2 separate regions of the Homo sapiens genome follow, and region 1 is linked to region 2. A link is a contact called in ENCODE Hi-C or POLR2A ChIA-PET data. All regions are on one chromosome and are shown on one strand. The core of a region is the stretch at or near the end of the contact, and the rest is flanking DNA. Distances in the headings are between cores, read along the strand shown.

The links. A loop is a pair of places that touch in the nucleus more often than their neighbours do. ChIA-PET counts read pairs that join two places held with the same protein, here RNA polymerase II (POLR2A). Pooled maps may share reads with other maps.
Region 1: a map of ascending aorta shows a loop between it and region 2 (2.9-fold over the local background). The contact joins two enhancer-like sites. A Hi-C loop is called at or near these places in 5 of 168 maps with a recorded cell type or tissue (CD4-positive, alpha-beta T cell, Caco-2, Right ventricle myocardium inferior and 2 more) and 7 of 50 pooled maps. POLR2A ChIA-PET finds 5 or more read pairs at or near these places in 3 of 52 experiments (Caco-2, GM10248 and MCF 10A).

What each region holds. Positions count from the first base shown.
Region 1 is chr6:136,682,699-136,689,721 of GRCh38, forward strand. The region is part of intron 7 of MAP3K5 (mitogen-activated protein kinase kinase kinase 5); the gene reads right to left. Among named protein-coding and RNA genes, the nearest start is that of MAP3K5-AS1, 57 kb to the left of the region's middle. RefSeq lists an enhancer at 2,762-2,931. Within about 2 kb of position 3,018, at least 7 of the 41 ENCODE cell types and tissues checked have a DNase peak (open chromatin) inside an H3K27ac peak, as active enhancers do; they include ascending aorta, where a contact is called at or near this core.
Region 2 is chr6:136,639,529-136,646,518 of GRCh38, forward strand. MAP3K5 (mitogen-activated protein kinase kinase kinase 5) reads right to left here. Exons shown (of 30, transcript NM_005923.4): 12 at 2,992-3,041; 13 at 15-110. The region is part of intron 2 of MAP3K5-AS1 (MAP3K5 antisense RNA 1); the gene reads left to right. Among named protein-coding and RNA genes, the nearest start is that of MAP3K5-AS1, 14 kb to the left of the region's middle. Within about 2 kb of position 4,788, at least 16 of the 41 ENCODE cell types and tissues checked have a DNase peak (open chromatin) inside an H3K27ac peak, as active enhancers do; they include ascending aorta, where a contact is called at or near this core.

The DNA.
Region 1 (7,023 bases), core at 1,768-4,267, 41 kb after region 2:
AATACAGTACAAGCACCTAATTTCCTTTCAGAGTTCTCAAAATGACTTCATATCTTCCCTTAAGAATGAGAACACCGTTTTCTCCAAAATCAAATGTGATTTCAGGCAAGTACTGCCTATCCTACATGGTGCCACAATAGCCCTGATATATGAAATTCAGACAGGGCCTGTGTAAAAATTATGCAGACTCTATACATTTTCCCTCATTAGCTAAAATGTTTAGCTACATCCAGAAAGAAAAAAAAAGACTTTTAGAAATATTTTAGAACAAGGGAAATTTAATATAGTCAATGTCCATTTTGAACATGGATAAATATATCAAATATGTAAAGACATACAAAATGGCGGGGGAGCAGAAAAAAATACAAAATTATTCACTAAAGATGTATTAACACCAAGGATATAACACTAAAGGCTTACTAAATTTCAGGACTTTAACATATGTTGTTTCATTTAATCCTCACAACAAAGCACTCATCCCAAAGAGGTTAGTCTAAACCGGTTGTAATAATCCCATCCTCTTTGCTAGTGATTTGTGTAGTTTGAGGCTGATGAAATACTAGAAGCATGAAGGCATAAAGAAAGTCTGGAGTAAGTTTTTACAAGCATGTTTTCTCAGTCCTAAGAGAAAGATACAGGAAAACATTGCCTCAGTTCCCCTCGACACTGGTGCAGCTAATCTGGGTTGGTCTTGGAATGGCCATAGCCATCTTGCAATCCCGAGTAGGGGCAGCCCAAGGTCAAAGCCACCCATGGCCATAGCAAGAAAAAGGACCTGACTGATGTCTTTCAGCTGCTGGTTCAACCTGCACTTGAGCCAGTCCTACTTCTGAACTTCATGTTTTAGGAGATACACTTTCTTATGATTAAATCCATTGGAGTAAGGTGTTCTGCTACTTGCAATATGCCAAGAGCATTCTAACTCATCTACGCAAGTGTTAATTTTTTTTAAGTAATAAAACAGAATATTCTAAGGGTAATTTGCCCAAGATCACACTGTTTCCAAGTATTGTGTAAACACTGATCCCTTGTGAGTCTCCCATTAGTTCATACTTCTTCAACAAAACTGAAATCTAGACATTTCTGGAAATGTCTATTCCTGGAAACTTCAGGAAGGAGGGCCTAGGATACAGTAAAAACAACACTGGATCTGAAAAAATAAGATCTGAAATTTTATTAATCACAGGGCAACACGAAATTCACTGGAGTTCTTTGATTTTTAATTTCATCAGTTGCAAAATGGGAAGAAGTGACCAGGTGTGGTGGCTCCCATCTGTAATCCCAGCACTTTGGGAAGCTGGGGTGTTAGTATCACTTTGCTCCAGGTATTTGAGACTAGCCTGGGCCACATAGCGAGATCCCATCTCTACAAAAAATAAAAAATGAGCCAGGCATGGCGGCATACACCTGTGGTCCCAGCTACTTGGGAGGCTGAAGTGGGAGGATCACTTGAGCCCAGGAGTTCAGGGCTGCAGCGAGCTGTGATCTGCACTGGGCGACAGAATGAGACCCTATCTCAATTTTTTTTTTAAAAAAAAAAGGAAGAAAAATGTCAGCCTTGCCTACTTCACAAGGTTCCTGTAAGCCTCCCTCATTAGTAACATGCACAGAAACGTTGTGTGAACTCTAAGGGTTAAGGGCTCAATTATTATTAATATTTCTACCTATGTGAGCAAATACTGCATATAACAAAATTTTCTAAATAAGTCATACTGCATAGGAATTCAGCATAACCATTTCATGGTTATTTCTTTTTAGATTTGCTTAAAAAAGAAAATGTGGAGATAATCTGGCAATGAGAACTTCTGTGGTCCTCTAAGGCATGGTGATTTGTCCCTAACACTTCCTTGGATCATCTCCAGGGGTTAAGTTTGCCACTTCAGAAACTTGATGGCTGTTTTTTAGGATGTAAGTCTCAGCTCTTTAGTCACAAATTCTCACCCCTTGAAAGCTGGCTCTCCTCCCAGCTTCTCACCCTCTCTGCTGTCATCTTGCTCCTTCTCCTGCAGCCCAAGTTGTCCTCTAACTAGCATGTGACGGGCACCACTGCTGCCTTTAACTGATTTAAATCTTTATATTGAAAAGCTATGAGAAAAATGCCACAGCCTTTTAAATACAAATTGCATTATTTCAGCCATTCTCAAGAGCTGGGATGAACAAAAATAACTAAGGAAATGACAATGCAAAACATCAAATGTTAGAGAACTATGTTTTTAATGCTTAAATTAGGATGTATTCATTCAAACCATTCACTCTCTGTCTCACATAAGAGTCAAGAATCACAGTTTGTTGCAACAATATACTGTAATTCAGCACACTTAGAAAAATCTAAACCAGCCAGGCGCGGTGGCTCACGCCTGTAATCCCAGCACTTTGGGAGGTGAGGCAGGTGGATCTGGAGCCCAGGAGTTCAGGATCAGCCTGGGCAACATAGGGAAACCTTGTCTCTGCAAAAAAAAAAATACAAAAAGTAGCTGGGCATGGTGGCACGCGCCTGTAGTCCCAGCTACTCAGCAGGCTGAGACAGGAGGATTGCTTGAACCCAGGAGTTCAAGGCTGCAGTGAGCCAAGATTGTACCCCTGCACTTGAGCCTGGATGACAGAGCAAGATCCTGCTCTAAAACAATAATAATAATAATAATCTAAACCATTTTCCCCCTATTTTCTGTTTTCACATTCTGAACCCACAACTAAAGCTATCGGAAAATAGATCACATTAGAGACTCTCTGTAGCACTAAAACGCTGCCATTTAGTACTTGAATCAGATAATATGCCCAGGAGAGTAAAACTTCCTCCCTCCACTGTGGGTCAGGAACATTTATTAATATTATTAAAAAAGAGAATTGCAGAAAGAGTTCGATGAGCCATTGTAATCACAACTGCTTGGGTTCTCTTTCCATTGAGTTGGAACTCTTATCCTTAAACTTTCCATGATCAGTGGCTTACTGTTTATTCAAGTCAACAGAAAATGATTCAGTCCATGGAAAGAAGCCTGAGGGACTGACTACCTGCCCTAACACCTCACTCCTTATGCCAGCAACAGCATTTAAGAAATGAAAACCCAGAGGATTATGACTCAAAAGAAAAAAACAAGGGTCAGTTGAAACATCCCTTTGGGACCCATGACTAATGAGGGGCATAATCCTGGGTATATCTGGCCAGATGCCTGACAACCTCAGCAGCCCTCCTCCCTGTGAGCACCTTGACAGGGCAGGTTTCCTTCTTAGCTCCAACAGAAAGGGAGGTTGGGGACAAGGCCAACAGAAATAAGACTATGTTTGCACTACAGCGGAAACTGGACAAAACACTAAGAAATACCAAAATAGCTTTATAAGCAAGAGCATGAAAAGGCATCCATTTTAAGATTGGGGAGTGGGGGCTCCCTTTTAGTGTTAAATAGGACAAATGGATATAATGACAATAATGGCAGGTTATGGATAGGTCCTCTACAGTAAAAGTGGCATTCTTACATTACTAAATAAATCAGTAAGTGTCATGTGCAAGATCAACTCCTGAAGACTGTCCCATTAGAAGTCTTTGAGCTCATAAACTAGGTATTGATGGAATGTATCTCAAAATAATAAGAGGTATTTATGACAAACCTACAAGCAATATCATACTGAATGGGCAAAAGCTGGAAGCATTCCCTTTGAAAAGCAGTAGAAGACAAGGACGGCCTCTCTCACCACTCCTATTCAACATAGTATTGGAAGTTACGGCCAGGGCAATCAGGGAAGAAAAAGAAAGAAAGGATATTCATATAGGAAGAGCGGAAGTCAAATTGTCTCTGTTTGCAGATGACATGATTGTATATTTAGAAAACCCCATCGTCTCAGCCCAAAATCTCCTTAAGCTGGTAAGCAACTTCAGCAAAGTCTCAGGATACAAAATCAATGAGCAAAAATCACAAGCATTCCTATTCACCAATAATAGACAAACAGAGAGCCAAATCATGAGTGAACTCCCATTCACAATTGCCACAAAGAGAATAAAATACCTAGGAATACAATTTACAAGGGATGTGAAGGACCTCTTCAAGGAGAACTACAAACCACTGCTCAAGGAAATAAGAGAGGGCACAAACAAATGGAAAAACATTCCATGCTCATGGATAGGAAGGATCAATATCATGAAAATGGCCATACTGCCCAAAGTAATTTATAGATTCAATATTATCCCCATTAAGCTACCATTGACATTCTTCACAGAATTAGAAAAAACTACTTTAAACTTCAGATGGAACCAAAAAAGAGCCCATATAGCCAAGACAATCTTAAACAAAAAGAACAAAGCTGGAGGCATCATGCTACCTGACTTCAAACTATACTACAAGGCTACAGTAACCAAAACATCATGGTACTGATACCAAAACAGATACATAGACCAATGGAACACAACAGAGGCCTCAGAAATACCACCATACATCTCCGACCATCTGATCTTTGACAAACCTGACAAAAACAAGTAACGGGGAAAGAATTCCCTATTTAATAAATGGTGTTGGGTAAACTGGCTAGCCATATGCAGAAAGCTGAAACTGGACCCCTTCCTTACACCTTATACAAAAATTAACTCAAGATGGATTAAAGACTTAAATGTAAGACCTAACACCATAAAAACCCTAGAAGAAAACCTAGGCAATACCATGCAGGACATAGGTATGAGCAAAGACTTCATGACTAAAACACCAAAAGCAATGGCAACAAAAGCCAAAATAGACAAATGGGATCTAATTAAACAAAAGAGCTTCTGCACAGCAAAAGAAACTACCATCAGAATGAACAGGAAACCTACAGAATGGGAGAAAATTTTTGCTATCTATCCATTTGACAAAGGGCTAATATCCAGAATCTACAAGGAACTTAAACAAATTTACCAGAAAAAAAACAATCCCATCAAAAAGTGGGTGAAAGATATGAACAGACACTTCTCAAAAGAAGACATTTATGCGGCCAACAAACATATGACAAAAAGCTCATTATCACTGGTCATTACAAAACGCCAATCAAAACCAAAATGAGATACCATCTCATGCCAGTTAGAACGGTGATCATTAAAAAGTCAAGAAACAACAGATGCTGGAGAAGGTGTGGAGAAATAAGAACTTTTTACACTGTCAGTGGGAGTGTAAATTAGTTCAACCATTGTGGAAGACAGTGTGGCGATTCCTCAAGGATCTAGAACCAGAAATACCGTTTGACCCAGCAATCCCATTATTGGTATATACCCAAAGGATTATAAATCATTCTACTATAAAGACCCATGCACACACATGTTTATTGCAGCACTGTTCATAATAGCAAAGACTTGGACCCAACCCAAATGCCCATCAATGATAGACTGGATAAAGAAAATGTGGCACATATACACCATGGAATAGTATGCAGCCATAAAAAAGGGTGAGTTCATGTCCTTTGCAGGTACATGGATGAAGCTGGAAACCATAATTCTCAGCAAACTAACACAGGAACAGAAAACCAAACACCGCATGTTCTCACTCATAAGTGGGTGTTGAACAATGAGAACACATGGACACAGGGAGGGGAACATCACACACTGAGACCTGTTGGTGGGTAGGGGGCTAGGGGAGGCATAGCATTAGAAGAAATACCTAATGTAGATGACGGGTTGATGGGTGCAGCAAACCACCATGGCATATATATATACCTATGTAACAAAACTGCACATTCTGGACATGTATCCCAGAACTTAAAGTATAATTTAAAAAAAAAATCTAGAAATCTTTGAGCTCTAACACCATTTTCTGTTCTTAATAGAAAATAAATAAGATAGCTTAAAATGAAATCACAAAAATCCTGACATCTTCAATTTGACCTGAAGACCTTGAACACAAAGCTCTTTTGAGAGGCAGTTAATGTTCCTAGGCTAAATGGGAATTATTAAAATAAAAGAGCCAGAATTTGTAAGTACAGAAAATTGAAACAAAAACAAAACCAGAAAAAACTCTGCTCCTTAACTGAACTTTATGCGACCTTGAAAGCTCTCAGTCTTCTAAATTATTTTGTTTTCAAATGGAAAAACACTTCTATTTTATCCTTGTACACAATGCATTCTAACTTCATAGGAGATGTTTTTTATCTTAATTCATTCACCTTGAAAACCAGGCCTTTTTGGATTACCTATGCATTTCATTGTCACATACGAAAGCATTTATACTGGGCATAATGCTTCTCAAATATCTGATTCTAAATCTCCCACAACTAAGAATTTTCATAAAGTGTAAACATCAGGATAATAAAAGGGCTGCACAATTACACTCCTCTTTTGTAATAGCAGAAAAAAAAAAAACTTGGTTAAGGCCAAGTACAGTGGCTCATGCCTATAATCCCATCATTCTGGGAGGCTGAGGCAGGAGGATCACTTGAGGCCAGGAGTTCAAGACCAACCTGGCCAACACAGCAAGACCGCATCTCTGCAAAAAATTCAAAAATTAGCCAAGTGTTATAGCGTGCACCTGTTGTCCCATCTGCTCAGGAGACTGAGGCAGGAGGACTGCCTGAGGCCAGGAGTTCCAGACTTCAGTGAGTTATGATTGTGTCACTGTACTCCAGCCTAGACAACAGAGCAAGACACTATTTCTAAAAAATAAAAGTTTTAAAAATAAATTTGGTTAAGATAAACTGTGAAACTCTTAGCAGTGTAATAAAAATTCATAGTACAAATTTAGAAGTCCAGACCAAAGCTTCCCTAAAGGATCTAGGAAACTACTGTCCCCAAGTGTTTCTCCTTCTCCCCATTACCCTACTTTCAGTTCTTGCTATGGTTTGAATGTTTCTCCCCAAAAGCATGTATTGGAAGCTTAATCCCCAATGCAATAGTGTTAGGAGATGGAGCCTAATGAAAGGTGAAAGGCCACGAGGGCTCTGACCCCATGAAAGGATTAATGCTGTTACATCAGAAATCGGTTCTGTATAGAGGGAGTGGGCTCCTTTTAAAAGAACATGTTCAGCCCCATTTGCCCACTCTCTCTTTCCCCTTCTGCCATGAGTTGATGTAACAAG
Region 2 (6,990 bases), core at 3,538-6,037:
TGACTAATACGTACTTTTTACAATGAAGTTCTGTACAGAAATAGATTTGGAAATCATCAGAATTGTGAAGCACATAAAGAAAGCAGCATCTTTCTTCAAATTTAGAAATACTGAAACCAACAAACAAAAAGGCATTATTCAGAGAACTATCAATTCTTCTACAGTCCTATGATGAAAAAGAAATGTTTTAAATTCAATCCCATTTATATCAATGTTGTTTATAACAAGAAGTTATAAATAGCACTTTAAAAAGTGATACTTCCTGCACCACACTACTAAAATGATTTACTCTTCCGAGAGGTGTCCTCCTCCTCATCTCTGCAGAGCAGGGCTGCTCTAGGGTGTTGCAAGCACACGTAAACTACACATCCTTTCAACAGAGCAGGGAAAGGTGTCCTGCCTACTACACTATTCTGTGTGCTGGGAGGAAAAGCATAAATACCAACTGGCTGGCTAACCTCGGTGATTCTGGTGCTATGCAATCTGTAGAACAATGAAATGTTTCCAAAGCTAGGCAGTCAATTTGTGGAGGCAGTAAAAGCACCTCATTCATTATAGAGATTTTAGAGGAGTGAAGCAATGTGCAAGTGCACTCGGTTAGGACTCAGTGAGTGGCTGACTTTACGGCAATATGAAACAGTTTTCAGTTGACCCACTAGGCCATGCTGTTTTATGCCAGGGATTGGCAACCATTTTCTGTAACAGGCCAGATAGTAAAATACTTTAGGTTTTTCAGGCCACACTATGTAATTCTGCTGCTGAAGCATGACAGCTGCCTAAGAGGATGCATAAATGAATGAACATGGCTGTGTTCCAATAAAACTTTATTTACAGGACAGGTGAAGGACCAGATGTAGTCCAGGGGGCACAGTTTGTCAATCCTTATTTTGTGCCTTTGTGCCTGCTGGTCCTTCCATTTGGAATGCATGTCGTTTTTTACTTTTAAAAGAAACTCTATTCACGATTTAAGGCCCAGCTTAGACCTCACCTTCTCTCCCTGCCCTACTTCTGCCCTAAACAGAAAGACTTCCTCTTACACCTGTGTCCTCTGAGTATACTTCTTTCATTGCTCTTCTCACACTGTATTGTCATGAGTTGTTAAATGTCTGTTCCTCTCCCTGCTGGGCTGTGAATTCCTCAAGAGAGGAGTTGATGTCTTAGTCATTTTTGTATCTTTGGCAGAACAGGACTCAACATTTGACACACAGCTCATGCTCAGTTAATGCCCACTAACTCGAGCTGTGCAAGTTCTGAGGTGACGCAAGGCAAGCTGCTGACCTAGTTGGATTTTCTTCCATAGTTTGTCATCTCTTCTTTGTGGAGGAGGAGGCCAGGAAGAATGAGCTCTCTTTGAAGTCACAGACTACAACTCAAGTTTCTCAGCATATAAGCCAGCAATAGTAAGATAGATAGTAGCAGCCTATGTATAAGTCATAAATCACAACAACTGTTACATAGGGCTACCATACCTAATTAAAGAAAATTTATTCATTGGAAAACAGATATGATAAAGTGAAATTTACATTTACCATACTTTCTTAAGTGGATTGCTTAAAAATGCAGCAATAAATAGTGAGTGCCTTGCTAATGACTGGCTTTAAAAATTAAATATTAAGAGTACAGTTTTATTTGAGAAAGTATCGACTGAAAGATATATAATGAGTCAGTCCATCATCTTGCTTGTTTCTGTTCAGATCATTCATGAGGTAACAGGTAGCTTTACCAGGAGAACTCCAATTATTAGTGACTCAGACCGCTCTACCAATTTATGCTCTAATAAAACCAATTATTATTATTCCAAAAGCAACAGGATATTGCATAACCAGGCTGCAAAAATCTGTTGTCTCTCATTGCTATGACGTGGGGGTAAACAGTAGTTAGCACATCTAATTTGGTTTGAAATCTGCAAGAGTTGATTTAGCATGAGCTTCAATAGAACAATTATTTAAAGACTTAACCACTGACTCTTGATTCTTAAAAAAATATATATATATTATTTCTAAATCCCAAGAAATGGCATTTTCTAAGCTACTGGCATTGTGACAGCAGTCAGAACTGAACCAAACTGAAGTTCACCACTGTAATCTCAAGATCAATGCAGGAAAGTGACCTTACAGAAGGTTTTTTTTTTTTTTAATGGACTCCTTATCATCTGAAGTCATTAGTGTTAGTGACAGGGGCCGGGCGGAGTGGCTCACACCTGTAATCCCAGCATTTTGGAAGCCCTACACGGGCGGATCACTGAGGTCAGGAGTTTCAGACCAGCCCGGCCAACACGGTGAAACCCTGTCTCTACTAAAATTACAAAAATTAGCTGGGCATGGTGACATGCGCCCGTAATCCCAGCTACTTGGGAGGCTGAGGCAGGAGAACATTTTGGACCTGGGAGGCGGAGGTTGCAGTGAACTGAGATCATGCCACTGCACTCCAGCCTGGGCGAAAACAGCAAAACTCTGTCTCACAAAATAAAATAAAATAAAATAAAATAAATAAAATAAAATAAAAATAAAATAAAATAAAATAAAATAAAATAAAATAAAATAAAATAAAATAAAATAAAATAAAATTAGTGGCAGGACACAGTGTAGTAGACGGCATGTGTGCTTTGTATCCACACAAAGGGAGCTGAGTTCCTTGTATACCAAAAGGACAGAAATCATCCTATTACATAAACCAACAGCTCAGCTAAAGAGGACCTCCACATGGCTGAGTGTAATCTACATTTTGATTCTGGTCCATAGTTCACATTGACCCCACAGTTACATTTTAAGTAGGTCAGGAGCACAGAATCAGTTCAACCAGCAGTGAACATTTTGTTGCAAATCTCTTCCTAAAGGAGATAGTGACACTGAAGAAGGCTGGGCATTTCCACCAATTGAATGATTCTTGACATTCCTTGTATTTTAAAATCATGATTAGAAGTTCTATCCAGCCCATGAATAGTGGAGAAAAATGTCTTATAAGTTAACAAAATGTACCAAGGAAACTTACCTCACTCCCCTGACAGAAGAGGCACTAAAATTCCACTCATGTATACCTTTCTAGAACAACAACAAGAAAATATACTGAGTCATCCAAATGGAAAATAACATAACAACAATAATTTTGTTTAATTATTTTTAAAGTGATATACACAGCCATTTTTCCTGGTACACTATTTTTCATGAAAGAATTATCTGGATGGAAAGCACAATTCATTCTCAAGTCCCAAGGGTAATGATTACTCTACTTAATAATTCCTGTACTTCAATAAAACAGCTTCCAAAAGAGCCTAGGAGAATTAGTCTCATTAAATTCTAAAACTTGATATCTAGTAATAACTGTTGTGTGTTAATTTTTAAGTAAAAAAAGTCAATGATCAAGGTAATTCTATTATTACAGTTGAGAAATACTTCTTTTCCGAGAAAGATAAACATTAATTTGAATAACATCTCGGCAAGGTTTTAAAGATAACTATTTCTGAATTATCTTTAGTTAAGATTTCCAACTAAATAGGCGGTTCTATTTCTTTAGAAACTAGTAGAACAAGAATGTATGTGAACACACATGTGTACAGTGCCCATCATAACTACAAGGTATTGCTACCTAATTTATGCAAAATTCCATATGCTAATAAAGTATGAACATCAAAAATTTGATTGTCATACTATAAACATGGGTGATTTGCAGAGCCAAGGTAAAGAAAAATGTGGGAATTTATTTCTTGAGTTTATCACTAAAGCTAAGATAAAATTATTATCAAATTCATATGTCCCTAAAATAAATAACAAAATGGATCATAATCCCTTTAAAAATATGTCAACAGTATAAAATAGCATAAATATTTTTACAGAAACAAAGTAGTTTATCCATGTGTCTAAGTTGAGCAAGTACAGTACGGCAATAAACTGACACTGACATTCAATTCTGTAAAGTTAAAACAACCATGAAAAGGAGTTCTTACCCACCCACTGCCAGGAGGCTGAGGTCTTGCCTGGGCTAATAAAATGGGTGACAAAGCCTTGTGGCTCTGAGGTGGCCTAGAACCCTCCTTTTGGCTAAAGCAACTCAAAAGCGACAATTTATATCTACAGCCCATAATTCTTTGCTAGGTCCATGCAACTTAAAGTAAAAATAGATCCTCTCAAGTCAGATGTGAATTTACTAAAAAGCTAGTTTCAGTGCATGTCAGTCAGGTCATGGGGATGTGATCTGAATGAACGCAGAGCAAATTTTGTTGCATGAAGTCCAGGAGGGAAGATACCATAAAAAGGTATGTGGTGGCTGTCTTAACCAGAGTACAGAGGGAGTGAAATTAAAATAGCAGACTGCAGCCTCAGCTGGTAATTTGGAAAGTTGCTTCTAAATCCTGTTGGCCTCAGGTGAACTTCTAAATATATATATATATATATGACCCAGGAGCTGCAGCTGTTACCTGTACACTACTTGCATACAATGCAGCCTTATCCTCAGAGCCTGCAGCTGAGCTGCTTTCCAAGACCATGTCCAGGAGCAGGAGGTGGGAGGCAAGTGCAGAGCTGAGGCAGTATGCAAACCCACCCCTGAACACAGCAACTGGCAAATACTAACAAGACAGCACTGGTAAAACCCATCTTCTATCAGTCCTTTTCTGGGAACAGCTAAGTAAAAATTGTGGACTGGTTTTGTAGGAAAGGAGGGGAGCATTTCCAGAATGCTTGGTTCCTGAAAGGTTGCCAGTGCTGCCAGGGAACGTTCCATTTCAGTGATGTAAATAAAGCCCAAGCCCTGAGATGGAAGGTGGAAGGAGGCCTCCCTCCCCACCTACCTGTAGGACACACCACAAGGAGGCGCTGATGAGCTGTAAAGCCAACAGGTAGTTTAAAGGCTCCTGGGATCTGTCTGGGAATCAGGGAAAACAGCAAGGCCAAACGCAGCGCTAGCTATAATTAGCCCCAACAGGCCTCAAACCAACACTCAACCTAATTTAATCAGCACAAGCACCATTTTCTAGGAACGGGTTAGCCTCAGATCCCAGGCCCCAGTTAGGGCTAGAATAGGAGCTGGAAGTTAATACTGTATTGACTGAAGGTGGCAGGAGTTATACTGTAGTAGGCACTGTCAGCTCCCTCAGCAACTGTCATTCCATCCTTCTCCTCTGCTGACAAAAAAATAAATTTTGCCCAGGTTCAGGTGGCAATGTTTATGAATGGTGAAACTGATTAGTCTAAATTGGCCACGGTAAGTCCATTTGCCTTGCTGGGGATGGGTGTAAGCATGGTCATGTGATACAACTTATGGTATAAAGGAGAGGGCTTGGCCCTCCTCCCCGGGATGCCGCCTGTGTGAGGTGCTTCTTGGAATAGCTAGCTACTTAAGAACATGAGACTAACACCAAGAGTACGCAGAGAAGCCAGAATTCAGAATCCTGATGCTGAAACTACCCTCAGAATCACCCCACCTCAAAATTTATTTTTTTCCATCCAGGCTGGAGTGTAGTGGGGTAATCATAGCTCACTACAGCCTGGATCTCCTAGGCTCAAGCAATCCTCCCGCCTCAGCCTCCCAAGCAGCTGGGACTACAGGCACATATCACCAAACCTGGTTAATTTTTTTAAATTTTTTTGTAGAGACGGGGGTCTTGCTACATTGCTCAGGCTGGTCTTGAACTCCTGGCCTCAAGCAATCCTCCTGCTCTGGCCTCCCAAATTGCTGGGATTACAGGTGTGAGTCACCATGCTCGGCCTGTAATTTCTTGTAATATGAAATACCATTTCTTTATTTAAGCTGCTTTTGGCAGGGAGTTTGTAGCAGAAAGCATCCTTGGTGGATGACAGCATCAAATCATCTTAATCTAGAATCAGGGGTAAGCATGTTTCCCTCATAAATTTCCTGGGCCTTCTGTGAGTGGCCACTGGCTGGAGCTGAAGTGAGGGAGGAGAGTCAGCACTTAGTCCTCCACTAGGCCCCTGCCTTTGCTTGATAATCCGTGAGGTAGGCCAAGGGTGCCCAAACTTCAACCCCCAAAAGGGGGGGAAATTCTAAATAACCATTTAAAACGCCCTGCAAATAACTTCTCTCTTCCTCAATCTTAAGTTTTTCTTTCATTGTACACATGCAGACTTTCTTCAAGGACTAACTTACTTTTCAGCAGCAACCATTCATTCAACAAATAGAGAACTGTTAAAAGATCGGGATTTCAATTAATTTTACCCCTGAATGTAGAGTAGCTCTCTCTAAGAGTCCTTGGGAATTGGTATATAATGTGCTTCAAGTTTTGAAAGTTGCAGTATAAAGTATATACTAGCTCACAGAGCTATTTATTCCATATGTTAGAATAAAAATAGTGAGAGGAGTGACTAAAGAAATAAACATGATAAATGAAAAGCTACATTCTCTATTCTAATTTTAGGAAAAATTTTTAAACATTCTGTGATAAAAACAACCCATTTTTAGTTTAACATAAGACCTATTAAACTGGTTGCTTCTCTGTTATTTATAGTTGTTTTAAAGTAACATGGTAATAATAAAGTTTTTTTGTTTTTATTGCTTGTCCTCCTTCCAATTTTACCACTTTTATTTTAAAAAATTGAGAAAATGGTAGTGATAATGAATACACTATGGATAGAATCAGGGTTTGCAAAGAAATTGACATAAATTCAGAATGGAAACTGATACAAGAAAGCTTCAATTTTTGAACAAGGAGAATTTTTTAGCACTAAAAGTTATAGGAAATAAGGACAACATAAATAAAATTCCTCCTGATCAAAAGATGGTGAAAATGGAAAATGGACAGTACATAACTTAAATTTGTAACCCTATTTAATGCACTTGTTTATATCCTAATATATATCCTAATATTTCTTAGCATAATATAAAAATTGTCTCTATGATTGTCACAAAACATAAGAGAATGAAAACGAGGCTCACTTTACTGAGCAAAGAACCTCCAGGAAGGAGAAAACAATAACAAATTGCTGGAAATAGTACTCATTTTCCAAAAATCTCTGGCTTACTTTCTGTTCTTTTTCT